Linked DNA regions of Homo sapiens: region 2 is linked to region 1. Evidence: chromatin loops called from intact Hi-C (ENCODE). Cell type or tissue: breast epithelium. All regions are shown on one strand. Links, peaks and the distances in the headings refer to the core of each region. The heading gives the core; the rest is flanking DNA.

Region 1 (16,245 bases), core at 7,674-11,673:
AGTGGACTTTAGGTGTGATACAATTTGAAGTGCAATATAAGAGATATTGATAAAATCTCATTTTAACCTCTAAAATGGAAACAAAGAATATCCTTCCCATTTTTGGCCGGGCGCGTTGGCTCACACCTGTAATCCTAGCACTTTAGGAGGCCAAGGTGGGTGGATCACAAGGTCAAGAGATCGAGACCATCCTGGCCAACATGGTGAAACCCCGTTTCTACTAAAAACACAAAAATTAGCCGGGCATGGTGGCACGCACCTGTAGTCCTAGCTACTTGGGAGGCTGAGGCAAGAGAATTGCTTGAACCCAGGAGGTGGAGGTTGCAGTGAGCCAAGATCACACCACTGCACTCCAGCCTTGTGACAGAGTGAGACTCCATCTCAGAAAGAAAAAAGAAAGAAAGAAAAGAAAAGGAAATCCTTCCCATTTTTTTACATTTGTTAAAACCACAAAATCTTAAAGCTGGCCAGCCAGGCAGTTGCCATATCTGTGCTGTACATTTAGGAGAAACTTGCAGGCTTTCTCAACCTTGGCACTATTGACATTTTGGCCTTCAGAATTCTGTGGTGTGGGGAGCGGTCCTGTGCATTGCAGGGTGTTCAGCAGCATCCCTGGTGTCTATCCAGTCAGTGCCGGTAGCACCCCTCCAGTCATCACAAACAAAAATGTCTCCAGACATTGCCAGATGGCTGGGGATGGGGCAAAGGAGAGGCCCCAAATTCTCCTAGGTTGAGATGGAACATACTATGAGAGAGTTGAGAAAAGGTAAAAATTAAAGTAGCATTATAGCCGGTATAATGTTAATATCTCCAAGTTGCCCTAAGGCAGAGAAGGAATTGGAAACATGAAACATTGCCATTGGCTTGGCTGAAAGGTCATTTCCCAGAAAAGTACCATGAAACTACCATGTTATATGTCATGCAGGCTAAGTATGCAGCCCTTATGTTGATTCCTCTGGAAAAAACGATCTTGAGTGTGTAAGATTTTCATGATTGCATTGTGTGATCGCATCATAAAATGTGCTATGTTTTCAGAAAATTTGAAAGACTTACTCTCATGATTTCTTGACCTTCAGGTTATCTGTGGGCTCAGAATTTGAACTTAATTTATTATCTCACTTAGTTTTCTCTGAACCCTTCTTCATGGGCTCTTCTTGGTTAATAGTTACAATTCCTCCTCATATTTGGTATTAGCTCAAAGATTTAAATATCCTCCTTCCACATACAGAATCTTCTAAGAGTTTTCAAGTACAGCCTCACCTCTTCCACCAATATCTATGAATGTCTCAATACCCTAATTTAAATATTTCACAATTTCACCCCTTTTCATTACCATTTTTTACCTGTTCCTGTTTTTCATTATCAATATTTCATTCAGCACTCATTTGATAATCACCTATTTATATTATAAGAACTTAATATAAATTAATATTTATATATATTTATATTAAGAGCCAGGGATACAAAAAGCATTAAGCTGGTCCCTAAGGAGCCCACCTGCAGTCTGGTACAGAAGAGGAGAACAGAGAAAAACAGGCATTTGCCAGGCAAAGGGTACCCTCGGCAGAACGAATAACATATGCAATGACCAGAGCTGTGAATGGGTCTGGTTCCTTTCCATTCTTGCCTTCTGGTGTTCCCCAAAGGCGGAGCTCTTTCCCTCTTGCTATGACAGGCAGGGCCACCACATCAGGAAACTCATTTTCTGTAACCACAGCATGGCTTTTGCTCCAGGCTCTGCCCCTCCTCCATTCACCCCTCTCTCATCTGCTTCATTCTCCCTTTCTGCTTCATCTCTGTCCTCTGTGTCTCAGCCCACCCTCATCTATTGTCCTATGGCCATTATCACTAGTCAGACACAACCGGCATCTGTCCTAGAATCTGGCAAGGGCCTCCTGACTGCTCTTGGACACCATCTCTCCTCTTTGCAAACTGCCTGAACAGAAGCTATGTGACATGGATTGCAAATCACTTCCTTATGCCCAGCTGCAGGGCAACTATGTGGTATTTTCAGCCTTGCATGGGATGTAAGCTCTGTGGCAAGGAAGCAGTGGGGTGGGGGTGGCTGTGGCTACACTTGGTGGCTATGTCACTGCCACTGAAAAGCCAGGCCCCTGTCCGCGGAAGTCCAGGTTGATTTCCTCCCTTGCTCTCATTCTCCCCATTCTTGCCATGGCCCGCCCGGCCCCAAATGCCCAGCCCTCACCCCTTTCTCACCCTCCCTTCACCCCACGCCTTGTTGTTCCTCAGATACTGCAAGGACACTCCCATCTCAGGCTCCCTGTGCTTACCTAGTCCCCCAGTCCCCATTCTTCCCCTTCTTAACTGCATGGTTCTCTATTTTCTCCAAATCACTTCTTGAATGTCACCTTTCCTGAGAAGTCTCCTCGTCAGCCCTCATAGAATAGCACCCTCATGGTTCCCGGTAATTCTTACCCTACCTGACTTATTTCTGTCTGTTTACTTTCTGTCTCTCCTCCATGAGAGCAGGGCCTTTGTCCATTTTGTTCTCTGCTGTCTTCCCAGGGCACTGGAGAGTGTCTGGCATGCACTCAGTCCTCACTGAACACTGGCTGAATAAATGGTGGAAGAATCAAGTCCCCTTTCTGCTCCCCCTAACAGAATTGATATTCCCAGCCAGGAGGTTCAGGTGAGGTTTTCCCACCTCTGGGTGCTGGGTAAGAGTGGGAAAGGGGGAATGTGATGGCCTGGAAGTCCTATCCTCTTAGCAGCAGTCATGGCTCCAGGATGTGTACCTCCCCAAGTCCAAGTTGAACAGCACAGGGGGTGGTTGGTTCAGGACTGGGAAGATGGCCTATGTCAGTCCAGTCCAGATAAAGCTCCTTTAGCTTGATGGTTATGGGAATGGGAAGCTCTCTGGTCTCTAGATGGGCATAAGTGAGCCTGGTAACAGTAGTATAGCTGCAGGTACTTTGCTAAGAGGAGAAACCCCAGCTTGAAAATTAGGTCAAAAGCTGAGCCAATAGCATCATAGACATAGAGAGCCAGAACCTTTACCACAGTGTCAAACTTTCCGAATTCTGCTGGATCTCTACAGCTTCTGGGCTCCGTGTTTTGTGAACTAATCGATTCTTATATTGTTTAAATCAGCTTGAGGTTAGTTTTTCTTTTTTGTGTAGTTTCAAGCATGCTAACTGGTACACTGCTCTTAAAATGTCACCAGGCCCTGGTAATGTTTGAAGAAGGACATTCACAAATTAGAATATTCATTCTTTATTGAATGAATGAATTCACTCATCAAGTATTTATGGTGTTCCATACACATACTTTAGAGAGTGAGCAAAACTATTAGGGATAGCAAACCTATCTTATTTGAGGGAAAATGATAAGAAATGGGGAGTGTTTGACCTCAAGGAGAGAAGACTCAAAAGGGCCATGATAATGTCTTCGTGACGAATGTAGTTTCATATGTTGAAGGGTGTGATGGGTTGAGATATAGATTTAGCTGGAAACTGCTGGAATACATGATTGTCTTCACTCTGTTTTGGCTGCCAACCCCTTCTCCTAAGGTACCAGAGGGAAATATATGAAATATATTCACAGAGAACAAAGCAAGGCAAGGCAAATCATGCAATTGGCTCAGGGATCAGCTTCAAACAATATGTTTCCTTTCAAAAAAAGAAGAGCTCCTTACCTAAGTTAGACTGGTCTGAATGGGCTGGGATCAAGGCAAGACAGAGGTCCTCTTCTGGTCTCTTCTCTTCCAAAGTCCAAACACTTAACATAGACCTTACCACTCCAATGGGAAGAGAGGATGCCCATGCCCATTCAAACCATATGGGGAGAACAATGCAGGAATAACAGATACACGTGTGTCTATATCTTCCCCTTCCACTCCCGCGTCAAGTTTTCAGATGAGATCATAGCCCTGATCAACAGTAGAACTGCAACCTCATGAGAGACCTTGAGCCAGAGGTACCTAGCTAAGCCATGCAGGGATTCCTGACCCACATAAACTGTGAGATAATAAATTTTTGCCATTTTTAAGCTATCAAGTTTCAGGGATAATTTGTACACAGCAATAGATAACCAACACAAATTGGTACACAGAGTTTCATTATGTCAATTTAGGTTATTTCCAAATTGTAATCTAGCATTAAACATCTTTGTATGTATATTTTTTGTGTATTCCTGAAGGTAATTGTGTAAGATAAATTATTAGACATGGAATTGTTTACTCCTATTTTGAATTATAATCAGTACTGTCAAATTACTCCCCTCCCCGAAAGATTACATACCCGTTATACTCCCAGTAAAAGTTTCTGAGAGTGCCTCTTGCCCTATAACCTTGCCCATAACAAATACTACAGATCTTTATCATTTACCAATTTGAAATAAAAAAAATAGATATCATGTATTGATTGCTTGCTCCATGCCAAGCACTGCCCCAGGGCTTTAGATGCCTTTCTCCACTTGATCATTGCAACAACCCTATGATGTAGATACTATCATTACTCCCATTTTACAAAGGATGAAAACAAGACTTGATAAGATTAAATCATAACTAAGCAGTAGAACAGACAGACTCAGGCAGTCTGACTTCAGAATCTGAGCTTTCACGACTGGTGAGATTGAGCTAGTCTCAAGTGGCCAATAAGCCCATTACTATCACTTCCTCTGTGAACTGCATACTGATATTCTTTCCTCCCGTGCTGAATATCCTGTTTGCCACTTCACATTCACTCTCTCCATTTTCCATCTTGCTCTTGCCCTACAAGTGGGACCTCTTTGGGATTCGTCAGCATGGCGCCTGTGCCCTTGGGCTCCCAGCTGGGCTCAGCCAGCAGAAAGCCTGGCAGGAGATTGGAGGTAGGAAGGGGTTAAGTTCAAAGTATTTATTTCCTTAGGTCCTTCCCTGTGAGGTTGCCTCTGACTGGGTGTATCTTTAGAACAAAGCTCAGTGATCTTCTGACCGGACCTGCTCTCCCTCTGAGCTCCTGTAACCTTTCCCTCCTCTTATCTTTTCAGATCAAGAAGTGATAACTGGGACTGCTACCTGGAGCTATCAGGTAACTGCACTATCTTATGTAGTTTCATGAGATCACAACTAGATAAATAGTTTCTTTGTAAATAAACTCTCTTTGGTTTATCCTTGGGTATATACTATCATTTTTACTTTTTTGTTATGTTGACTTTTCTAACTGAATTATAGATACTCTCCTCTCCACATTAGGGCACCACCCTTTGTTCATCATGGGAACATTTCCCTCAGCTTGTTGCTTTCTAGTTTTATTTTAATGTGGCTTTTGTTTAGGTTTACTTGAGCGAGGTCTGTTCACTCAAGACTCAAGAATGGAATGGAGTCCACTCAAGAATGGAGTCTTGAGTGAACAGACCTCAAGACTCAAGGTCACTCAAATGTGACCTAGAGTTTGAAAAATACATGGCAACTTCCCGCTCCCTTCTCTTTGGAGTGGAGTGAAATTCTAGAGCTGATCCACTCATGGCCCAAATATCAGCTTCCCCTCCATAAAAGGTTACATTCCTCTGTAAGCATTTGGAAAGATTCATCTTATGTTCCAGAGATGCCTACCGGGAGCTGCTCTTCAACTTCATGTGCGTCTTCCCTCTATCCACTCTGCTGTGGAGCTCTGGTTACCTCACGGCTGCTACCTACCTGGAGTTCCTAGGCATAATCCCCTCCCTGCAGAGAGGGCCCTTCAACCAGGAACCAGTTGAGCTGAGTCTGGGGGAAACCACGCTTTGTTTATTATATGCTCCCTTCATTTTCCATAATACCATCAATCATTTTGAGGGGATAGGGAGAGGGTGAATTGCCATTGAATTGAAGGGAATTATAACATAGGATGGTGGGGGAAGAGGACTGAAACTGAGGGTTAAATGTGATTTTTCCAGAAGGCACTCAGGAAGTTAAATTACTTCATAAGAAGTTCTTCATGGGTTCGCCATGTCGCTAACATGACTCCCTGTCCTTAGATCTTTCTTCCAACCTTCTTCTAACCCCACCTCTCAAGGAAACTCTGCTACTTGTCCACAAGGGTCAGTCTTATCCCAAGATTACTTCTCTAACCACAGCAGTACCTTTTCCTTAAGATATTGAAGGGGAAGGGGAGCTCTTCCTGTACACGCTTATGGAGTGAACAGTTGCCTTTGCAAGTTCCCCAGAACTGTGTGGGGAGAGGGTTCAATATTTCAATATGGAGGAGTCCGGAGTGGGCAGCCTTGGTCCAGCCCCCTTGGAAGTATCCTGACCCACATAAGCTGCAGACCCCTATCTTCATGTTCCTATTACTGAGTGTGTTAATATCTTTCCCTAATCTCATGCTTTCAGACTGTATCCCCTCAGGCCTCACAAAATAAGAAATGGACCCAACCCATGTGACCACTGTCTGAGCCACCCTGCAGCAGCTTTCTAGCACCTCTTGTGAAATGATGGGATGCCGTGTTTTTTTTCTTTTTTTTTTTTTTTGAGTTGGAGTCTCGTTCTGTTGCCCAGGCTGGAGCACAATGGCACTATCTCAGCTCACTGCAAGCTCCGCCCCCTGGGTTCAAATGATTCTCCTGCCTCAGCCTCCAGATAGCTGGGATTACAGGTGCGTGCCACCACACCTGGCTAATTTTTGTATTTTTAGTAGAGACGGGGTTTTGCCATGTTGGACAGGCTAGTCTCAAACACCTGACCTCAGGTGATCTGCCCACCTCGGCCTCCCAAAGTGCTGGGATTACAGGTGTTAGCCACCATGCCAGGCCAAGATGCTGTTTTTAACTAAGCACCACCCTTGCCCTTAGTGAGGAGAAAAATGAGAGAGAAAGGGTTGGTTACATATCTTTTGGAGGAGGAGAAGGGAAGCCAAAAGGGAGAGATGCATTTTACTTTCTCACCTGAAAGGACAACAGGACCAACAAGTCAGATCTGGGGCCACTGCTGGACATCAGTGGGACAGGACACTGGGAAGATGCCAGCTCCATGTCCTTGAAAGTGCATGATTAGTAGAGTGTCATAGAAAGGATGACATAAGAAGGATTCCTGTCTTTTAAAAGAAAACTCAATGTCTTTCTCTTTACCTGGACTTTAAGTCAGTCTGTACTGTTTAAGAATACAAGTATGAAGTCCAAGTTGGACTTAGCTGACTTGTGAGGGAGGGAAAAATGCTAAAGGTAAGAGGATTAGGGGCCTGGAAGTAGAAAAGACACAAAACAGGCCATGCCACATTGTTGAAGGGAGAAGCTGTCGTTATGGGGTGGGTGTGTGTGTGTGTGTGTGTGTGTGTGTTTGTGTGTGTTGTGTATATGTTGCCAAAGACAGACATTGGTAGGTGGGGCTGGGTAAAAAGACTGAAGAGATATGGTGTGTGTGTGTGTGTGTGTGTGTGTGTGTGTGTGTGTGTGTGTGTGTTGTGTATATGTTGCCAAAGACAGACATTGGTAGGTGGGGCTGGGTAAAAAGACTAACTGAGAGATGATTTGCTGGAGAGAGGGAAAGGATGCTTGCTGTCAGAGCAAGGGCCAAAGAATAAGTCCTCAAACAAGCTGGGGACACCATGGGTGTGTAGAATCTGTGGATGGTCTGGGAAGGGAGGCTGACGGCCAGGGACCTGGGCACTCAGGTCCAGAGAACAGAGGAAAGTCCAGAGGGGGTTGCTCCATAAAATGACCCCACCTAGGAGGAGGACATTTATCACAGGGACTGGAGAGAGACAGTACATTTTGTAGAATCAGCTTTATTAAGGTTTAATTTACATCCAATAAAAGTCACATGGGGTGAAGAGGGACTGGGGAGTTATTACTTAACGGGCACAGAGCTTCTGTTTGGGGTGATGAAAGAGTTACGGAAATAGAGAGTGGTTGCACAATATTATGAATGTCATTAATGTAACTGAACTGTACACTTCATGGTTAAAATGGCATATTTTATGCTATATATATATATATTTTACCACAATAAAAAGTCACCAAATAATCAAAACATAGAAAATATTCATTACCCTCAAAAGTTTCCCTGTGCCGCTTAGCAGTTATCACTTTCCCCAACCCTGGCAAACACCAGTCTACCTTTTGTCACTGTAATTCTGCTTTTTCTAGGATTTCTTATAAATGTAATCATAAAGTATGTAGTTCTTTCTCTCTGACCTCTTTCACTGAACATAATTCAACCACACTGTTGTGTGAATCCGTAGTTTGTTTTTTTTTAATCGCTAAGTAGTATTTCATTGTACGGATGTACCATAGTTTGTTTACCAATTTCCCAGAAAATGGACATTTGATTGGTTACTAAGTTGTTGTTTTTTTTAAAGCCAGCCTGGACTAAATGCCAGGCTGTCAAGAAGGTAGATCTCACTCTTACCCAAGGATGAGGTACAAACGCTGGCTATATACAGTTATGAATAAGGGCCCACAGAGCAGCCCTATGTGTTTTCTTATGACAGCTTAATATCTTGAACCACGATCTGCAGATGACCTCCAGATCTCAGATTTTCCTGTTCACAGTTCTCAGATTTTATTCTGTGAGACATGCCCCATGTAGGGAGCGCTGTGACTGAGAACCTATGTTGACAGGCTCCATGAACACCGTGGAGCAGCAAAGACGTTCTCCTTTTGTGCCTTGCTTTCTACATAACTTCCATGGCAGTTGCATGGAGATCCAAGGTAGGCCAACAGGAGTTTCACAAAACATACCATATTACAATATATTTAACATAATATAATTTATTATATATAGTGTCATATAATTTAATATAAAATATATAGTCATATCACTTGTCTGCATACCTGATGCTTTTATTCTTGCATAAGAAAAAATAATCATGGCTGGGCACGATGGCTTATGCCTCTAATCCCAGCACTTTGGGAGACTGAGGCAGGTGGATCACGAGGTCAGGAGTTCGAGACCAGCCTGGCCAATAAGGTGAAACCCCGTATCTACTAAAAATACAAAAAAATCAGCCGGGCATGGTGGTGGGTGCCTGTAATCCCAGCTACTTGGGAGGCTAAGGCAGGAGAATCGCTTGAACCCGGGAGATGGAGGTTGCAGTGAGCCAAGATCACGCCACTGCACTCTAGCCTGGTGACAGAGTGAGACTCCATCGAAAAAAAAAAAAAATCATTTTATGTTTGGAGTTATCATTTATTCAAAATCAACTTTTTTCTTTCCCTTCCTCCATAAAGGACTCCCTTCCCTGGCTTTGGTGCCTCAGAATATATCTTCAGACTCTACTAGGGGCAGCTTGCCTTTAGGAGTCCTTGGCTGGTATCTGGTTTCAGAATTTTGTTGACACACCTCACTCTTAATCCCGTCTCCCAACCTGTGCTGTGAGCTTGATATTTTAGATCATGCTTGTTTCCCCTTGAGTGGCCCTGGGCGAGACGAAGGACAGTTAGCTTCTTGCCTATTTCTGACGCATGAGCCACAGGCCCCAAATGGCAAACCTGCTCACCTTGCAGATTTTCTCCATGGTCTCTGGTGAGAGGCTGGTGGTATTTAATGAGACTTCTCAGCCTCAGGCTTCAGTTGTACCTTCCAGTGGCCCCAGGTGGCCCTGAGCACCCAGTGATTAATGTCCAAGGTCTCTGCCCAGCCATTTTCTGTTTCCCTGTATCCCCCGTCCTCTGGTGGCCAGAGGAAACTACCCACCCTGGTCTGGGCTATTGCTCCCATGAACGCTCAGTAACAATGCCTTTAGTTTCCTTTCTCCTACAGATGTGCTCAAATCAAGATATGAAATCCCAGACTGGGAGGAAGGATAGTGTAGGATTGGTGACCATAGTGGACATCTGTTGTTTTTCTCTGCCCAATACCACTCTCACCCCCTTCTACTGTTAATGGCATTCTTTTCTTTTTAACTTTTATTTTAGGTTCAGGGGGCACATGTGCAAGTTTGTTATATAGGTAAGTTGCATGTTATGGGGGTTAGTGTACAGATTATTTCATCATCCAAGTAATAAGCATAATACCTGATAGGAGGTTTTTGATCCTCACCCTCCTCCCATGTTCCACCTTCAAGTAGGCCCTGGATTCTGTTGTTCACTTCCTTCAGTTCATGTGTAGTCAGTGTTTAGCTTCCTCTTATAAGAAAATGTGATATTTGGTTTTCTGTTCCTGCATTAGTTCGCTTAGGATAATAGCCTCCAGGTCCATCCATATTGCTGCAAAGGACATCATCTCATTCTTTTCATGCCTGCATAGTACTCCATGGAGTACTTTATATGGACCACAGGTTTTTTTATCCAGTCTACTGTTGATGAGCATTTAGGTTAATTTCATGTCTTTGCTACTGTAAATAGTGCTGTGATGAACATACACGTGCATGTGTCTTTATGGCAGAAAGATCTACATTTCTTTGATGATATAAGTTTGGATATTTTCCCCCACCCAAATCTCATGTTGAATTGTAATCCCCAATGCTGGAGGTAGGGCCGGGTGAGAGATGTTGAGGTCACAAGGGGCAGGTCCCTCATGGCTTGGTGCTGTCTTCATGATAGTTGAGTTCTCACAAAATGTGGTCATTTAAAAGTGTGTGGTACCTTCCACCCCCTGCTCTTTTTCTCTTGCTCCTGCTTTTGCTATGTGAAGTGACTGCTCCTGCTTCACCTTCCACCATGATTGAAAGTTCCCAAGGCCTCACCAGAGGCTGGGCAGATGCCAGCATCATGCTTCCTGTAAAGCCTTCAGAACAGTGAGCCAATTAAGCCTCTTTTCTTAATAAATTACCCAGTCTCAGCTATTTCTTTATAGCAAAGCAAGAATGTCTTAACATATTTGGGTATATATCTAATAATGGGATTGCTAGGTCAAATGGTAGTTCTGTTTTAAGTTCTTTGAGAAATCACCAAACTGCTTTTGACAATGGCTGTAGTAATTTATATTCCTACCAGCAGTGTATGTGGGCATTCCTTTTTCTCTGCAACCTTGCCAGCATCTGTTACTTCTTAACTTTTTTTTTTTTTTTTGAGATGGAGTTTTGCTCCTGTTGCCCAGGCTACAGTGCAATGGTGCAATCGTGGCTCACTGCAACCTCTGCCTCCCGGGTTCAAGTGATTCTCCTGCCTCAGCCTCCTGAGTAACTGGGATTACAGGCATGCACCACCACACCCAGCTAATTTTGTATTTTTAGTGGAGACGGGGTTTCTCCATGTTGGTCAGACTGGTCTTGAACTCCCGACCTCAGGTGATCCACCCACCTCAGCCTCCCAAAGTGCTGGGATTACAGGCGTGAGCCACCGTGTCTGGCTTGACTTTTTAATAATAGCCATTAATGGCATTCTTTAGAGCCATTAATGGCTGTTATATGATCCTTATTTTACCTTATGGTAGTGAAATAGGAACAAATTCCAGTGTCTTGCTCCAACCCCTAACCCCCATACACAGAGCGTGTGACCTAGCCTGGCCTTTCAGAGGCATTCTCTTTGATTCTTTCTCATCTGTCACTGGTAATGAAGATGTAAGTAAGATGTGATCCCAGAACTGCTAGCAACAATATCCCCCATTATGTGGAGAAAACTGAAAAAATGAATCTCATATGTAGGAAAATATCTCAATTTTTCTCTGAAAATCTGTCACTCTCCCTGAATGCACTTTTGTTCCAACTGACAGTTACCATCCCTATCCTCTCCTGCCCAAAACATGGGCATGTGGCCCAAGTGTGGCCAATCAGATGCTGTCCTATGAGAATTTGAATCTTGAGCTGTGTGACACAAGAATAAATGACATTAGGATCATCTTAACAGCATCACCCAGAGACTGTTTTTTAGTTCCTAAATCTAGATTCCTGGATCTTCTGTGGTTCCTGTTCTCTTAAAGACCGAATTGTCCAACTTTTTCTTTATTTCTCTGTGCTATTCCGTAGTTCTGTAATAAATTTTATTGTTACTTATGTTAACCGTAGTAGATTTCTGCCATTTGCAACCAAAAAAACCTTCTAACTAATAAGTCTTCTAATACCTATTGCCTCTCTCTGTTAAAATCCCTATCAATTATCCCTATTGCTGGCTTTATTTCCTCTACCAATATTGCATCTCCCATCCGTGAAGAACAAGAATGGAAAGTAGACTGTGATTCACAAGAGACTTATGAGGAATGGTGTGACTGAGAGAAGTAGTTGCTAAAATTCATTATTAAAAGACAAATCTTCTTGGGTCTCATGTTTCTGCACATCTTACAAGCACAATGACTGACACTTTTGTTATGAACTATCTTTTTAAGGATATTTGTATAGCAAACTACTTTGGAAGATAGAGTATCTTCCCCTGGAACAAAGGTGCGTGTTTACTTGCTGTCCATTATAAAAGGTTTTTAGTTCCCTAAGCTCAGGGTTTCTCTCTTGCAACACAATCCACTACATGTGCAGGTGTCATCTGGCTCTGCTTGCATTGATCTGTGCCAATTAGGGCTTAGGAAACTGGTACAAATGCCAGTATCTAACTACTGCTATTGCTGTGGGCAATAACGTTTTTTGTCTGTGATCCAGGAGTCTTGTGTCTTCTGTCAGCATCTATGAAACTGTGGCAGCATAACTTAGATTATAAGTACAGCAAAATGTTCACAGTTCTTGACAGTCTTAGTGACTATGATGGGATGTAGATTGATAAGTAAAAGAGGAATGATGAAGGCCTTATAGGCCAATAAAAAGTTTCTGTGGGGAGCCTCTGGTAATCAGTAGTGAACATGTTGACCAAATTTTATGATCAGGTAGGCATGAAATGCTTCTCTATTTTTTGCCAGTTGTGAGTTGGAATTGAAGAGTTGCAGGCTCATTGTGTGAGTCCAGCCCAAGAGTGCAAAGTGACATAAACCTGGTGATGCCAGGCAGATAACAGTGTGGCTGTGACTCTGAGTCAAAAGGTCCCCAGGCTGAAATAGAAGGTGTTAGACATGAGGACCTTGCTGCCCAATAGAAGGCACTGGACTGGCCAAAAACATTGTGACTTCATTTGGTTGAGCCATGAGCAGCCACCACGTTGTCTAAAACTGAAAATAAATGAAAAGCCTCACTGCTGGAGAGGCTCTTTCCCCTTTTGCCCTCTGATCCCTCCCTCCCTCTCTACCCTGGCCTCTGCTACTGACAGTACAGATATTCAATGGACCTTCCAAGCCCCTTACCATCCACAGGTATTTGGTATTGTTTAGCAATGGAATGGCCTCTTCAAAAATTGAGGAATCAAAAGATTTCTGACTCTACTTCCCTCACCTTGTCTTGGTCCACTTTAGTAAGGCAGTTTGGTTAATGAAGGCAGCTGTCCCCAGAGAGAGATCATCTCCTCTTGGCAGGTTTTTGGATGATAACCAGGACAAAAAGGAGTGCAAGGCTGTGTAGACTTATTTTGAAATGTGAGATTTCTCCCTGACCATTCCTGGCCATGATGCATCTTTCTTTTCCCTGATAGCAACCCCACGCCAGCCTGGTGGCCAGGAGAGTTCAGCTTAATTCTGGTTCAGTCATCTGTATTATCTATTTGGATTGACTTGGATTACAGTGATAATTGCCACTTGGTTGAGCACATGCTCACCAAATCCCCCTACAGTGAGTGGCTCACACAGGCCAATGTGGGGGCTATAATGGGTCTCTATAACTTTTATAAAAATGTCCAGCCTTCTGAACAAAGGTCGGGGTGTGATTAGGGGACAATTGAGAAAAGGTGAATTGCACCTACTAGAATTGGATGCACCAGTTTGGAAGCAGGACAAAACAAACAACAGCACCTGAGATGGGAGCACTCAGACCCTGAGAGACACAAAAGAGAGGGGGATTCAGATGATGTTTGTTTTCCAGAACCACCTCCGGAGCCTTCCTCATGAAGGAAAACTCTGACGAGGCTTTTCCAAACTGTCAGAAGGGACTTAAATGGAACTGCCTGCCGGGTCTGCAATCCTCTGCCAGATGGTTCTGATCATGATTTGACTGCCACTTCCTTTAAACTTACTGAGAAGTCTATCAGAAACAACAGTGGATGGCCCCAGCTCCCACACCTCCCACAAGAACACCTGCTAACACCTCCAGATGTCTTTCCTAGCCCCTTCTCATAACTGTCACTCAGTCATTTTCTCTGGTGGAAAAATGCCACCCAGGTGGTGGTATGAAAAAACAGGTCAGGTTGGACTGGCTGCCCTCAGGCAGTCTTTCTAAAAACAAAGACTAAACTCATTCATTTAAACTAAACTGGGAATTTTAAAGTTTACCAACTGGCCAAAAAGTCATGTCGGAGGCACATCAGCCTCTCCACCTAGATGACGTAGGTTCCACTAGGGACCCCCAACAATTATAAACAACACTTTTTTTTCCATGAACATGATGTATACCCTTGGGACTGTACTTTTTATATAGAACTCAGGCATTAACCTCTCTGCCTTCTGAAAACACATTGACTTACGACTTAGCAATGGTCATAAGAAATCTTCAGATGTTTAAAGAAGCACCACCAGTAGATGACATAGCCCTCTGAACTACAGATATCTCTCCCAAAAAAGGGCAACTTTTGGCTACGTGGGAGAGATTCCCAGAGAGATAACTGTATCCCTTGTTATGTATGTGTCCCCAGTATATAATGCCACTATGTCAGGAGTCAGTTTAAACACATGGTATAAATTAGTGCCTGACTTTAGTTTAAGTGATCAACACTACTGCCTCCTTCCTGGAAGGCATTCCGGTTGGCCTCAAGTGGCCAGGGTTGTTATGAATATAATTGCCCTGGATTTCCATTTTGAGGGCCAAGACAGAGTCTATGCAATCACTGATATATATTGATGTTCCTGGATTAATGTCTTAGGCCAAGTGGAAAGACCAGTACAAAAATTTACGGAGAAAGCCACGTGACTCTCTAAAGCGGACCCTGATGATTCATAGGATTTGTTCAGCTGCCTCGGTCTGGCACCCTGGGCAGCATGAAGGTCAATCTTGTAGGTTGGCCTCATTCTGCTGATTTGAGTCCTCTTAATAATAGCTTAATTAAATGCTATATGATACAAATGGAACAGATTTGCCCTTAGCCTCTATTGTTCAGATTAATCAGAGTGGCCAATGGAGTGGTGTATTCATGGGAAATTTTGACAGAACCCAGGGAGTATAGATAGACAAACTTACTATCTAGTCTAGTGTAATAAAGATAATGTTTGCTTCTGGGAAAAAGAGTAGACAGGCTTACATTCCATTGTAAAATATTTGTTGGTTTGTTTGTCTGTTTGTTTTTGAGACAGGGTATCGCTCTGTTGCCCAGGATGGAGTGCAGTGGCATGATCTTGGCTCACTGTAACCTCTGACTCCCGGGTTCAAGTGATTCTCATGCCTCAACCTCCTGAGTAGCTGGGATTACAGGCGCCTGCCACTACGCCCAGCTAATTTTTGTATTTTAGCAGAGATGGGGTTTTGCCATGTTGCCCAGACTGGTCTTGAACTCCTGACCTCAAGGGATCCACCCACCTCGACCTCCCAAAGTGCTGGCATTATAGGCATGAGCCACTGAGCCCAGCCCCCTTTGTAAAATATCTGGATTCTTGGACCTTAGGGTCTCTCCTCTGTGATGTAATCCATCACATAACACCTGACTCTTTTTGCATCACCCTGTGGGAATCGGGGCTTGGGGAACCAGCACAAATCCTCATACTCTGGCTACTGTTATTGCTGTGAATAATAAGGCCTTTAACTCTGACCCAGGAGTCTCAAGTCTTCTGCTAGTATCCGTGAAACTATGACAAGCTAACTTGTTAGATTGCAAGTAGGGTAAAATCTCAGACACTTCACAGCTCTTGACATCATTCCATCTTATTCATAATGCTCCTAGTGGGTTAAAGTTTTCCACCAAGTGAATTTAGCATAATCCTATTCCTTTCCAACCTCAAAAGAAGGATTAATGAGGGACTAGGGTGGTATTTGCTGTCCTCCACAACTCTCTCCCCATCAGCGGGCTTGGCCAGGCTCATTATCGTTTTTGTTTTTGAGACAGGGTCTCCCTCTGTTGCCCAGGCTGGAATGCAGTGCTGCAATCACATCTCAGTGCAGCCTCAAAACTCCTAGGCTCAAAGGATTCTCCCATCTTGTCTTCCCAAAGTGCTGGAATTACAGGCATGATGGCCACAGACAGGCTCTTTAAACAGGAAATTACCTCAATGGGTCTCTCCAGGCTCTGCCTCTTGTACTCTCTTGTGCCATCCTCTCTCAGCCTGTTCTTGGTCTTTGTCCACAATAGTTGTAGTGGTCATTATTGGTTGGCTACTCAGTATTCATTCTCTACCATTTTCCCACCCCTTTCATGATGGTTCCTGATGGAACTGCA
Region 2 (14,479 bases), core at 6,179-10,178, 54 kb after region 1:
AGGCAGGCAGATCACGAGGTCAAGAGATGGAGACTATCCTGGCCAACATGGTAAAACCCCGTCTCTGCTAAAAATACAAAAATTAGCTGGTTGTGGTGGCGCGCACCTGTAATCCCAGCTACTCGGGAGGCTGAGGCAGGAGAATCACTTGAACCCAGGAGGCAGAGATTGCAGTGAGCCGAGATCACACCACTCCAGCCTGGTGACAGATCGAGACTCCATCTCAAAAAAATAAATAAATAAATAAAAAGAAGAAGAAAGAAAGAAAGAAAAGTCTTATTGTAGATGGTTGTAATGAGTCCTTGACTAAAGAACTCAAAGAATAGAATGCTTAGCACAATCTCTGGCACATAATGGATATTCATAACATACTTATTCAGAAAGAGAAAGAGTAAAGTGGAAGAGAAAGAGGAGGAGAAAGGGGGAAGAGAGAGGGAGAAGGAGGAAGATCCGAAAGAGATTGAAAGAAGACTGTGGGTTGGGCATGGTAGCTCACCCTTGTAATCCCAGCACTTTGGGAGGCTGAGGTAGGTGAATCACCTGAAGTCAGGAGTTCAAGACCAGCCTGGTCAAGGTGGTAAAACCCCGTCTCGACTAAAAATACAAAAATTAGCCAGGCTTGGTGGTGCATGCCTGTAATCTCAGCTACCTGGGAGGCTGAGGCAGGAGAATCGCTTGAACCTGGGAGGAGGAGGTTGCAGTGAGCTGAGATCATGCCACTGCACTCCACCCTGGGCAACAGAGTGAGACTCTGTCTCAAAAAAAGAAAGAAAAGAAAAGAAAGAAAGAAGATTGCGACTGAAGACACACACACACACAAAGTCAAATTCAGTTGAATATATATATTCAGTAAGAATAATTTAAGTTTCAGAAAGAAGGGTATATCCAGGTTGGCATTATTTTAATCAACCAAGAGACCTATTATAGCATCTATATCTGACAGAGATCTTTCCAATACGATTGATCCATAAAGTCATAAGGCCCATGTGGCAGGGAAATTTGCCCTGCAGCCTGAACCTGATGTAGAGCCTTTTCTTGCTCTGGACACCACTCAAAACTGAATGCCTTGTGTCTCACTTGCTTACAGGATCAGAGAAGGATGCTCAAAGATGGTATAGGTTGCCTCTGAAATCCAAAGAGTTCTTTTCTTTGTGATAGAAGATGCCAGGTATTTTTAACTTTTGGAGCAGTTATTTTAATATGCCTCAACCATTGGACCCACAGAAACTTCACTGGTGTTTCAGACCTTTAAACTTTGTCAGAATTTTTCTTCTATTCTTTAGCATACATGTGATTTACAAAGGCAACTTAGAGTGCTTGCTTCTTACTGCTCACCAGGCACAATTAGCATAATGTAACCAATGTAATGGACCAGTATGATAATCTGTGAGACAGTAATATTATCATCCTCTGGATTCTATTATGACAGAATAGGAGAGTTGACATAGCCCTGTAATAAAACAATGGTGGTGTGCCATGCTCCTTGCCATGTAAAGGTAAACTGTTTCTGATTACCTTTGCTGATAGAAATGGAGAAAAAGCATTTTCCATGTCAGTATCTGCATACCAGGTGCCAGACTGCAAATGACATCATCACCTATTTAAACTTGCAAAAATCCACATTCATATTCCAAGGCCAGTTTGGCTTTTGCCACCAGCCCAATGGACAAGTTAAATGGGAAAATGTAGCCATTGGCAGATTTTTATTAAGGGGGAGTCTGCTTGCCTCAGAGAGCGGAGAGGAAAATGCTTGTGCTGACAAGGAATGTTCAGGGGACATGAGGATTCAAAGTTCTCAGCCCACCTCTTTTGCTGGAATGTCTCCACCACGTGTCTTAGGTTCCTACTCCTTTCCTATCGATGTTGTAACTTAGTACAAGAGACCTAAAGTGTTGTGCATTTAATTGACACTGCAGCCCAGCCAAAAGAGTTCAGTTGGGAGAGTGTTAGACTGAACATCAAAAGGACCCTTCAACTCTGCAGCATTTCCAATCAGGCTCTGTGTTTAATTTTCAATCGTGTCTATCTTGTTTCTATAGGACCTAAGAGACTCTTTTAAAAATGCAGTAGATACTTTCTGATTTCCCACCAATGCCCTGTGTCTGGCATTCAGTGCCTTACATTTGTCCTTTTCTCTAGATATGCTCTCCAGAGTTATGAGACATCCCAGGCCATGCAATCTTTGTGCTTACTGTTACCTTAGCCACTAAATGCCTTGGGTATCCTCCTGAACCTTGCTTTTCTTCTGCATTCCATTCCATAGTCTGAATAATGCTTCTCTCAATACTCCCCCTAGCAAGAGGGTTATCCATATGTTCTGTTTCCTAGAGCCATCCTACTCCCTTTTTAATTGCTTTATCAGTCAGGAGCCTGGCAGGAAAGAGAACCATGAAAGGGGGCAATTAATGAAGGTGCTGTTCACAGACATGTGACAAGATATAGGAAAACCAGAAGAGATGGTGGAGTTCCACAGGGAACTCCTCAACAGCAGGAGGCCATTACCATTTCTAAACTGGAAAGGTCAGGAGAGAGAGAGATTACTGAAACCGGTGAGAGCTGTAGTAGTAGAAGAGGACTTCCCAGCAGGAACCGTGGCCTTTGGCATAGGAATGCATAAATTATCACCAATCAAGGAGACAATCAGGGGAATAAGTCCGTCAGCCTTTTTCTGTCCTCCAATTTTCCAGTCTCTTACCAGTGCTTCCCATTGGCCAAATCCAACTGCAGACTTGGTTAATGCTATTGATAAAGGTCATGATCCTGTGGCACAGTGCAGAGTGCCAAAGAGATGGCAAATGGATCTGAAAGAGCAAGTAAAAATAGTTGGTGCAAAAGTAATTGCTGTTTTTGCCATTAAAATTAATTCTGCAGGTGTGTGTGGTTACCTGTAGTAGTTCCATTTCCATTTCCTCTATGAGACTACAGTGTGAGTGAGTGTGTGTGTGTGTGCACGCGTGTGAGAGAGAGAGAGAGACAAAGAGACACACAGAGAGACAGACAGAAAGAGAGAGACACACACACACATACACACACACAGAGACAGACAGACAGAAACACTTTCATGTTTTTGTCTCCATGGCTACTTCCTTGTTTCCTCCAATCTTTAAACCTGGAAACCAGTCCTAGCAGCACTGAAAATGGATCTCAGGTTTCTGAAGCAAATGCTAAACTCTCTCACATTATTTCTGCCTATCCTTTCCTTCTTGGTTATTGTGTGTGCTCAGCTTTAGACTCTGTGCTGTGGTTAAGAACTCAAACAATAGATTCCAATAGAACCCCAGATTCCAATCCTATTTCCTCAATTACTAGCTGTGTGAGCTTGGGCAAGTTCCTCAGTGTCTCTTAGCTTCAGTTTCCCCAGTTAGTAAAGGGGATAATAATAGTATCTATCTCATAGTGCTATTGTGAGAATAAAGTGAGATACACCACTATAAACAGAAGCTGTAATTATTATTCATTTTTCCCCTTTCACCTCTTGGACCTGACAACAAAATCTCACTTACTGAACTTTAACATTCATCATTTACTAGGACTCAGACTGCAGTTACTCTCAGGAGCTTCCAGCAAACACTTCATCCAACCTCGTTTTCTAGAATCCCCCTGCAGGGGTCACCATCAAGTCAGTGCCCGCCCAGGGATATAGGAAGCTCCTCTTCATCTTTCCTCTCGTCTGCCTCTCATTCCACAAACTGTTCCTCATGTGAATAGAAGTGTGTGTGTGTGTGTGTGTGCGCGCGCGCACGTGCGTGTGTGTTTATAGAACAATTTTATGTAAATTCTTCTTAATTTTATAGTTACATAAATATAACATTAAGTATTTCTATCTCTGAAAAATACCTGAAATTGTATTGAGTTGCTTTGTACTAATATTAAGGCTTTCCTGTGGGCCCATGGGCCTGGATGGGAATGAAATGGTTCCCTGGCCTGGAACCGCATGATCTCCGGAGGGTTATTTAAAGATATGAAAAGCAAGCTAAATGGCAAAGTAATTAGTTCTAGTCTCATGTGATTTGCAGGCTATTTTCCCAGGCTTTGCTGATAGGCCTGTGATGTTGTATTTCAAGAAAAAAAGTGTATATTCACCTATATTTCTTTATATTTAAATTTTTTTAGGATTTGTCTATTTATGCTAGTTTCTTACTTGATTTCAGGATGCAAAAATAAAGCTCTTGATTAGACACTTTTTTTTATTGTGGCACTGAAGACATTTTATCATAACCTTTTTATAAACTTGTTATTTTGAAACAATTTTAACTATTAATATATAGACAAGTTGCAGATAGTACAGAGAATCCTTGTATACCTTTCATCCAGCTTCCCCTAATGTTACCATTGTATCTAAGTATGGCACATTTATCAAACCCAAGAAATCAACACTGGTACAGCACTGCTAACTAACCACAGACTTCATTTCAATTTCCCCAGCGTTTCCACTTATGCTCTTTTTCTGCTCCAGGATCAAGTGGGATCCCACATTGCACTCAGCCGCTGTGACTCCTCAGCCTCCTCCAATCTGTGATGGTTTCTCAGTCTTTCCTTGTTGCTCATGAACTTGACACTTTTGAAGAGTACTGGTCAAGTATTTTGTAGAATATCCCTCGATTTGAGTCTATGTGATGTTTCTTCATAATTAGTTGGGGGTTATGGACTTTTTGGGAGAATGCCATGGAGATGAAGTGCTCTTCTCATTGCATCATGTCAAGGACACATGATATCAACATGTGCTCATCAATTTCTTCCTGGTGTTTTTAACCTGGATCACTTGGCTAAGGTGGTATGTGCCAGGTTTCTCTACTATAAAATTACTATTTTTTTTCCTTTCCATATTCTATTAATTAGAAACAAGTTACTAACTTCAATTAACACTCAAGGGCTAGGTAAATAAATTACACTGCTTGGAGGGAGGAATATCAAAGAATTTTTGGACAGACATTAAAATCACCACAGCATTTAATATATGTTTCAGGGAAAATATTTTGAGGCTATGCTACCATTCTGTTTCTCTTTAAAATTTCACCCAGTAATTTTAGCATTCATCCCTGAGTCTTAACCACAATAATTATTACTGAGATGTTCAAATTTTTTTATTATTATTGCACTCATTCCATCTACATTTATTCTTTGGAATGCTGGAATTTTTCTGTGAGAGTTTTTTCTTCACCCCATTTATTTATTCAATCATAATTTTTATCAGTATAGACTAATGAATTTTTATTTTATTCTTTGGGTTATAATCCAATACTATCATTATTAATTTTGTTTCAGAATTGTTCCAGGTATGGCAAATGAAAGCTCTTTTTATTTCTATATCATCTATCAATCAATCAACATGAGTTCCTACTGCTATCTTTGACCCTATTCTAGCGCCAGAGGGTTGATTCTAGCCATCCTTCTCCTGCTGACTTGTAACTTCATTTTCTGACAGTGGGAAACATGACTTGCATTATCTACAATTTATTTACTTCTGTGTTCAACCCTAATATACCTATAAAATAATATCAGAATCACTAACCTGTCAGAATTGCTAACGTGTATTCTTGTCTGAAACATAAGTAGAATACACTGATTTTATTCAGTTCTTTTTGACTGTAACCTAACAGTTTTCAGTAAAAACACTGTTTTCCAAAATTACTTAGGTCAGCTCCACCCCCACCCCCTGCGGTTTGGTATACAGTTACATTTATTTGTCATAGTCTGCATTCCATCTTGGGATTCCTGGTAGCCTGATATATTTTTTAAAACTTAGATATAGGCTGGGCACAGTGGCTCACGCCTGTAATCCCATCACTTTGGGAGGCCAAGGCGGGCAAATCATGAGGTCGGGAGTTAGAGACCAGCCTGACCAATATGGTAAAACCCTGTCTCTACTAAAAATGCAAAAAAATTAGCTGGACATAGTGGCGGGCACCTGTTATTCCAGCTACTCTGGAGGCTGAGGCAGGAGAATCACTTGAACCCAGGAGGCAGAGGATGCAGTGAGCCGAGATCATGCCATTGCACTCCAGCCCGGCGACAGACTGACAGAGTGAGACTCCGTCTCAAAAAAACAAACAAACAAAAAAAACCTGGATATAGTAAATTTCACTCTTTAGTAGTATGTAGTTGTACTCTCAAAAAAAAAACAAAACTTGGATATAGTACATTTCACTCTTCGGTAGTATGTAGTTGTACTCATATGTAGTAGCATGCAGTTCAGTGGGTTTTACAAAATGCACAAAGTCATGTACTCACCACCATGGTATCATGCAGAACAGGTCCATCACCCTAAAACTCCCTTCTACAGCCCCTTGGAGTGAATTCCTTCACCCTGCCCAACACCTTACAATAACATTTTCAAGACAGAAAGGAGATTAGCAGTCAACTTGTTCAAAAGTGTTATATTTTATAACTTTTTAGAATTTTTTAAATGTATAAAAGTAATGCACACACATTTTTGTTTAACAGTAGATAACTGTGTAATCTGAAAAACGACTCTCCCTCAGTGGTGTTCACATGTGTGAGTATGTAAGGGCTTTGTCTACTATCTCCATTGGTAAGTCCTTGCCCGGCCCAGTCTTCAACCTCTAAATCTGGAAATCTCTCAGTAGCCAATGATTCCAATACCCGTTCCCAGAGGTAACCAGTATTGACCCTTTTATTTCACACATGAGAAAGTTGAGAGCCAAAGATTAAAATTACACAGTCATTTATGAGAAAGCTTGAGGTGGAACCCAGACTCATGACTCCAAGTCCATTGTTCTTTCTACTTCCTGGTGTTTTTGTTCAAGAGCATGTGCTCAGATCAATCTGCAACCCAAATATGGCTGGGTGTGGCATGGATAACTTGTAACAATCAAAAAAACAAAACAAAACACAAACACACATCACTTCTGACCTCAGATGCCGCAGTGCTGCAGTTAGAGGGGAAAGGCATTTGTGTATTTGGGGGAGGACTCCATCCAGATAATATTTACTTTCTACGTTATGACATGGAGAGCTGTGAAATAAAACCTTCCCATTCTGGCTGCACCAGCGATTTAGTAGGGATTTGTAGAGAAGCTTGCAAACAGAAGGTCATAGCATCTGGAGGCTGAGGTGATTGGATCACTTGAGCCCAGGAGTGGGAGGTTCCTGGGTGCCACTACACTCCAGCTTTGGCTACAGAGCAAGACCCTGTCTCAAAGATTTTCTTATGGAAGTTCTTGTTTTGCAAAGATTTGATCAGTTGTAAACAGAAGCACAACATCCTAGAACAATAAAAAAGTAATTGAAGCTGGGTGGCTCCTGCCTGTAACCCCAGCACTTTGAGAGGACAAGGCGGGCAGATCACCTGAGGGTAGGAGTTCGAGACCAGCCTGGCCAAAATAGTGGAAACCCCATCTCTACTAAAAATACAAAAATGAGTCCAGCTTGGTGGCAGCTGCAACCTCAGCTACTCAGGAGGTTGAGGCAGGAGAATTGCTTGAACACAGGAGCGGAGGTTGCAATGAGCCGAGATCGCGCCACTGCACTCCAACCTGGGCAACAGAGTGAGACTCTGTCTCGAAAAAAAAAAAAAGAAAGAAAAAGGAAAGTCATTGATAAAATATGTGTCTTTGAAATTAAACTTTGAGGAACTGAAGAAAATGAGAACCTCTGGAATTTGTGTATTAGCTGTGATGACAGGAAGCACCCTCCCCTCTAGACCAGTGTGGCACTCTGAGGCAAAAGAGAGCAGGAGAACAGCAGTGCCAGCCTGACATAAGAGGTGGAGCTGCCACAGGATCAGGGGATGACACCACCCTTGTGCCTTCCAGCTGAAGGATTCACCAGCACCTAGAGAAAGAGGAGCTGCAGCTCACTGTCAAACTATAGTATGATAATAGCCGAGAATCCTTGAAATACAGCACTGATATTTAAACTTACATTATTACCACTGTGCAGTTTCACGTTTCTGAGCTGCTATGGTTTGAATGTCCCTTCCAAAACTCATGTTGAAACTTAATTCCTAGTGTGGTAGTATTGAGAAGTAGAGCCTTTAAAGGTGATTGGATTGATCATGAGGGCACTGCTCTCTTGAATGACCAATCTGTTAATGGATTCATGGATTAATGTGTTAATCAGGGGAGGGGAACTGGTGGCTAGCACGTGAGTATGCTCAGTCACCTTGCTATGTGATACCTTGTGCTATCTTGGGACTCTTCAGATTCCCCACTAGCAAGAAAGCTCTCACCAGATGTCTTCCTTTAACCTTAGAATTCCCAGCCTCCAGAATGTAAGAAATAAATTATGTTTCTTATAATTACCCAATTTCAGGTATTCTGTTATAAGCAGCCAAAAACGGATTAAGAACATGAACTAATCATTTTATTGCTTGAGTAAAATGAATTCTTTCATATACTGTTTAAGAGAGATATCCAAGCCTGGTCGAACCTGCTAGCATGTATAGTCGTAGGCCTGGTGCCCAGCGTGGGCAGACCAGGGAAACATTTCCAATACGGAATGGTGCCCAAACATGCCCCAATTCTACAGGAATGTGCCACTGTTTATATGTATGAAACAAAATCTCCAACCAGCAAAATCTAGAAATCTTTCCAAGTATAACAACAACATAGGCATCTTTCTGAATCACATACTGGTTAGTTGTGTTTTGAAATTAACTGTAAATCCCACAGGGCATTCTTAACTATTCTGAAGGTTGCTTGAGAGACATTTGAGATAAATTATTTTCCTTCCATTTTTCAGATACCTTAGGTCTTCTTAAGATAAGTTATTTTTTCTTTCATATTTTTAGATATTTCAGGTCCTTCTCAGGACATAAGGTTACAAGTAAATGGTCTTAATACTGGAACAAATTCCAGGGATGTTTAAGTAGATGCAACTCTATCAATCTGAATTTATCTTTAAGATCTTTCTTTTTAAAAAATGATTAGTTAGCTTGTTTGCTCATTCATTCATTGATTCATTTCTTTGGGATTATGATTTACATGCTATAAAAGGCACAGGTCTTAAGTATTCAGTTTGATGAGTTTTGACATTTGTAAATACCCATAAAACCACCACCCCAAAGAAAATATAGAACATTTTTGTCACCCAAGGAAGTTCCTTCATGCCATCTTCCAGTGGATTTTACCCCGCTCCCACATGCACCCACTTTCTTTTATCATACATTGGTTCTGCCTGTTCTCGCATTTGTATTCATTGAATCAAGTAGTGTGTGTCTGCTTATCTGTCTCCTTTCACTCAGTTTTTGTGAGATTCATTCATGTTGCTGTACTTTTCAGCAGTTCTTCCTTTTTATTGAAGAGTAATGTTTCATTGTCTGGATATACCACAACCTGTTTACCCATTCTTTTGCTGATGGACACTGAGTGTGTTTCCAGTTTTAGGAGGTTATGAATAAGGCTGTTATGAGTGTTCTTTAATATGTCTTTAAATTTTCTATTTTCTAAACAAATCTTTTTGTTTTGAAATAATTTCTAATTTATCAAAAGTTACAAAGCTTAAAATGGCACAAACACTCATGTGCCCTTTATTCAGATTTGCCAATTATAAATATTTAACCTTTGCTTTATCATTTATGTGTGTGCTCTTTATGTATGTGTGTGTTTTTCCTCAGGGCCATTTGAAGGCTCTTTACTCCTAAGAAGTTGAGTGTATATATCCTTAGAATATGAATGTTCTGTAATATAATCACAGTATAGTTAGCAATTTCAGCAAATGTAACATTGATATAATACTCTAACCTACCAATAGTATTCCAGTTTTGTTGGTTATTGACCCAATAATGTCCTCAACAACGTCCTCTACCCCCTTCACGCTCTAATCTAAAACCCCGTTTAGGGTCAGCTATTACTTTTGATTGTCACTTCTTTAGCCTCCTTTAATCTGGAACATTTCCATATTCTTTCTTTGCCTTTTATGACATTGATTGTTATTATGAATATAATACTTCCTCTCTTTTTTTTTCTTTTATTACTATACTTTAAGTTTTAGGGTACATGTGCACATTGTGCAGGTTAGTTACATATGTATACGTGTGCCATGCTGGTGCGCTGCACCCATTAACTCATCATCTAGCATTAGGTATATCTCCCAATGCTATCCCTCCCCCCTCCCCCCACCCCACAACAGTCCCCAGAGTGTGATGTTCCCCTTCCTGTGTCCATGTGATCTCATTGTTCAATTCCCACCTATGAGTGAGAATATGCGGTGTTTGGTTTTTTGTTCTTGCGATAGTTTACTGAGAATGATGATTTCCAATTTCATCCATGTCCCTACAAAGGACATGAACTCATCATTTTTTATGGCTGAAAATGTGGCACTTCCTCCCTTTTTAAACAAAATGATCCTCGTCTTAGGTTGTTCTGATGTTTCCTCATGATGAGATTCATATTATGCATTCTAGGCTGGAATCTTGCATAGGAGATGTTGAGAGGCGTGAGATATCCATCTTTCCTACATTGGTGATGTTAATTTGGACTGACCAGTCAAGATTTTGTCCAGTTTATTCATTGTAAAATGACTATGTTTTCTCCATTGTAACTAATAAGCAGTTATCTGTCAGCAGATCATTTAAGATTATGAAAATATCCTGTTCCTCATCAAAATTCACTCCTAGCTTTGGCACCCATTGATGAGTCTTGCCTGATTCAATTTCCACTATGATTGTCACAAAATAATAATTTTCCAGCTTGCACTCCTCCCTTACCAGTTGGCCTTCGCATTTACCTGTAATCAAGAGACCTCTTTTCTCCACTATTATTTATTTGTCTGTTTATTGTAGATATGAACTCATTAATTTCTATTTCTTCAATGGCTTATAATTTATTACTGGACTTATTTTGGTGTACAAATTATCTCAGGTTTGGTCTGGAGGAGCCTTTTCAAGATGACTCCTGTGTTCCTGTGACATGCCCTCATGATTTTTTAATCAACTTTTTAATTTTCTGATATGACTAAATATTCATCTTATACCTACCCTGCTCCATCCCTGGAATTAGCCATTTCTTTGAGGAGCCCTTGTTCCTTTTAGTGGTAAATGGTGTTAAAAGACCAAGATCTAGGTATGAGGTATGATCATTGCTACCAGACTTTGTTTCTTGGTCTTTTCAGTGGACAGAACAAAGAAATATGTAAATGTATACACACTAGTATACAAATGTATACCTGTAAGTACATATACATGCATACTTATCACATATACACACATACACATACCACATACATATTTTACAAATTATACAATCACATCTGAGGTTTCCAGTTGCAATCCATCCCCCTCAGAATTCTTTTTGGTTTTCTCCTACTCCATAATTTTTTTGTCCCTTCTTCGTCAGTGATAACTCTAGATCCCAACAACATCAATACCTTTGCTCATTTGATCAATCCAAAATAAAATTCTTAAACAGTTTAAGAATTACTTTGCCCATAATACTAGAATAAACAAGTCTACTATAATGAGTTCAGGGTTCATGTGTAATTCTTCCTTATCCACAACCCTGCACAAGACTGAGGATGTATAGTCAAATATTATGTTCATAAGCTACATGGATTCCTTCCTTCTTTCCTCTCTTCCATCTTTGGCTCTCTTGTTTTTTCTCTCCAGTGTGGTTATGGTATTAATATGAAATAAAATCAGTTTCATTTGTTGTGGTTTGCTTTCAGTTTTTCATTTTTTCCTTCTTATTCTTATTCATTGAATTTCATTTCTGAATATGTAGAATGTAATCATGCTTCCAAGAGTCAAGCTTATGCAAAAAGATAGTCTCAGAGAAGTGTTACTCTTTTACATCCCTTCCATTCTATTTCTGCATCCCCTTGTAGGTCACAAATTTCATTGTTATCTGATTTTTCATCTAGTATTACTTTTCGCAAAGTTAAATAAATATATGTATATATCTTTATTTTCCCTTCTTTCATATGTTAAAGTTAGCATCCTTCATAAGCTCTTTTGCTTTTATAAAAAACTTAATTATACCTCCTGGAAATTATTTCATTTCAGTTCCTAGAAATCTTCCCTATTTTGAGGCGGAGGTTGCAATGAGCTGATATTGCGCCGCTGCACTGCAGCCTGGGTGACAGAGCGAGACCCATCTCGAAAAAAAAAAAAAGAAAAAAAAAAACAAACAGAAAAGAAATCTTCCCTATTATAGTTTGTGTAGCTGCATAGAACTCATTATGTGTATATACCAAAGATTAATTAGTGTCCTATACTTGAACAGTTGGTTTGTGTTCAATATTATGCTATTTCAAAATAATCTTGTGCATATTGCATTTTTGTATTTTTGGGTGTGTATCTACTTCCTAGTATATGTAAATTCCAAAAGGTAACACTCTAGGGTAAATGCCTGTATAGTTTTATATTTGAATCTGTGTAGCCAAATTCCCCTCAATTGCTTTTCATTCCTACCAGCAATGCATGAGGGTATTTATTTTCTCCATACCTTGCCACATAGTAACATTATCAAGCTTTTTTTTTTTTTTTTTGAGACGGAGTTTCACTCTTGTCGCCAAGGCTGGAGTGCAATGGCCCCATCTTGGCTCATCACAACCTCCGCCTACTGGGTTCAAGCAATTCTCCTGCCTCAGCCTCCCGAGTAGCTGGGGTTACAGGCATGCACGCCTGGCTAATTTTGTATTTTTAGTACAGACAGGGTTTCTCTATGTTGGTCAGGCTGGTCTTGAACTCCCCACCTCAGGTGATCCACCTGCCTCGGCCTCCCAAAGTACTGGGATTACAGGCATGAGACACCGCCATTATCAAGCTTTTGAATTTTTTTGCTAAAGTTGTGGGTGAGAAACTGACTTTAGTATAGTTTATCTTGCATTTCTTTATTAGGAGCGATGTTGAACATCTTCCAACGTGTTTAAAGACCAGCTTTTGTATCTCTTTTTGTAAATTGTCTGTTCTTGTCATTTGCCTATTTTTCTGTAGGATTTTTGGTCTTTTTCCTTAAGTTTTATAAGTTCTTTATCAGTTAGGGATACTGATTTTTTATTTGCAATGTAGGCTGCAAATGTTTTCTTCTAGTTTGTTGTTTGCCTTTTGACTTTGCTTATGGTTTTTGGCATGCCAAAGTTTAGAAATTTTTAAAAATTATATTTATCAATTTTTTCTTTTAGTGCATTTGAATTTTTAGTAACAGAAAACCTTTTCTGATATCTAGATTACAGAGGTATTTACCCATGTTTTCTTGTTGTACTTGTGTAATTTTATTTTCCACATTTATATCTGTGATCCATGTGGAGTTTATTCCTGTGTATGGTCTGAGGAAGGAATTTAACTTTTTTTCAAATGGTTATCCAGCGATCTCAACACCATTTATTAAAAAAAAAAACAACTATATTTGCCTGAGTGAGAAGGGATATTACCTTTATCATACACTAAATTTTTATATGCACTTGTCTCCATTTCTGGACTTTCCATTCTGTCGATCTGTCTATTCATGTACTAGTACCACACTGTTTTAATGATAGAGTCTTTATAGTATTTTGTTTTGTTTTTTTTTTTTTTTTTACAGTCCAGTGGGTTGTTGTTGTTGTTTTACACTTACTATGCCATGAATTCATAGGGAATAGGTTACAGCAGCTCAGGTTCCTTTCCAGTTTTTCTCACAAAGTGTGCTTCTCTGGGTGGAACAGGCTGGCGCTTCAGTTGAATCCAGGTACCTTTCTCTTTGGCTCCCTTCTTTTTCTGATCATTTTCCTTCTTGCGTTTCAGGAAGCTATCTCAGCTCTTAGAGTATGTAATGATGTAATGTGCTCAGTACACACACTGATTCTCTTGATAAGAATCTTGTCCTTAAAGTATTGGTTTATAGCAATGTCAACAACATCCTGAGAACATCGTAGACTTCCAGTTATGGCATGGTAACACTTGTGCCGTGTTCCTTTTTCAACAAGTGCCCATCTCCTTGATGTTTATGACTTAACTTTTCTGATAGATTTGCATGTATGTGGCCAAAGGAGCAATGCCATGTTTCCTAAAAAGCCTGGAGAACATGTATTGGGTGGCTCTCCTCTTTCTCTTTGTGTTCATCATCTTGGCGAATGACTGAAAGATGGTGGTTACAGCCAAAAGGCTATAGTATGTTTCACTATCTAGTGGGGCTATAACCTGCCTTTTCAGTTGCTCTTTGATGTTTATTTTCCCCTATAAACTTTAGGATGAACTTGTCTACCTTCATAAAAACAACAACAACAACAACAACAACAAAAAACCTCATAGGATTTTTTTCTTAAAATTGCATTAAGCTTATAAATTAGCTTAGGGAGAACTGACATACTGATGATATTGAAACATCCTTTTGTTTTTGTTTTTGTTTTTGAGACGGAGTTTTGCTCTCACTGCCCAGGCTAGAGTGCAATGGCCCGATCTCAGCTCACCGCAACCTCCACCTCCTGGGTTCAAGGGATTCTCCTGCCTCAGCCTCCCGAGTAGCTGGAATTACAAGCATGCACCACCATGCCCGGCTAATTTTGTATTTTTAGTAGAGATGGGGTTTCTCCATATTGGTCA

What was found. Hi-C counts contacts between places; a loop is a spot of excess contacts. Peaks named below come from ENCODE experiments on the same cell type or tissue, not always from the same donor. Only the 100,000 strongest peaks of a DNase experiment are listed, where the experiment ranks them.
Region 2: a loop joins it to region 1, with 18 times the contacts of the local background. A loop is called at or near these places in 10 of 110 quality-filtered maps.

Annotation. Positions count from the first base shown.
Region 1 is chr1:94,337,716-94,353,960 of GRCh38, forward strand. No RefSeq gene overlaps it. Among named protein-coding and RNA genes, the nearest start is that of ABCD3, 73 kb to the right of the region's middle. In breast epithelium, for the core only: no CTCF peak of the experiment used is centred there; no DNase peak of the experiment used is centred there.
Region 2 is chr1:94,392,881-94,407,359 of GRCh38, forward strand. It overlaps a transcript of ABCD3 not described here and the pseudogene RPL21P26. Among named protein-coding and RNA genes, the nearest start is that of ABCD3, 18 kb to the right of the region's middle. In breast epithelium, for the core only: no CTCF peak of the experiment used is centred there; a DNase peak (open chromatin) is centred at 8,451.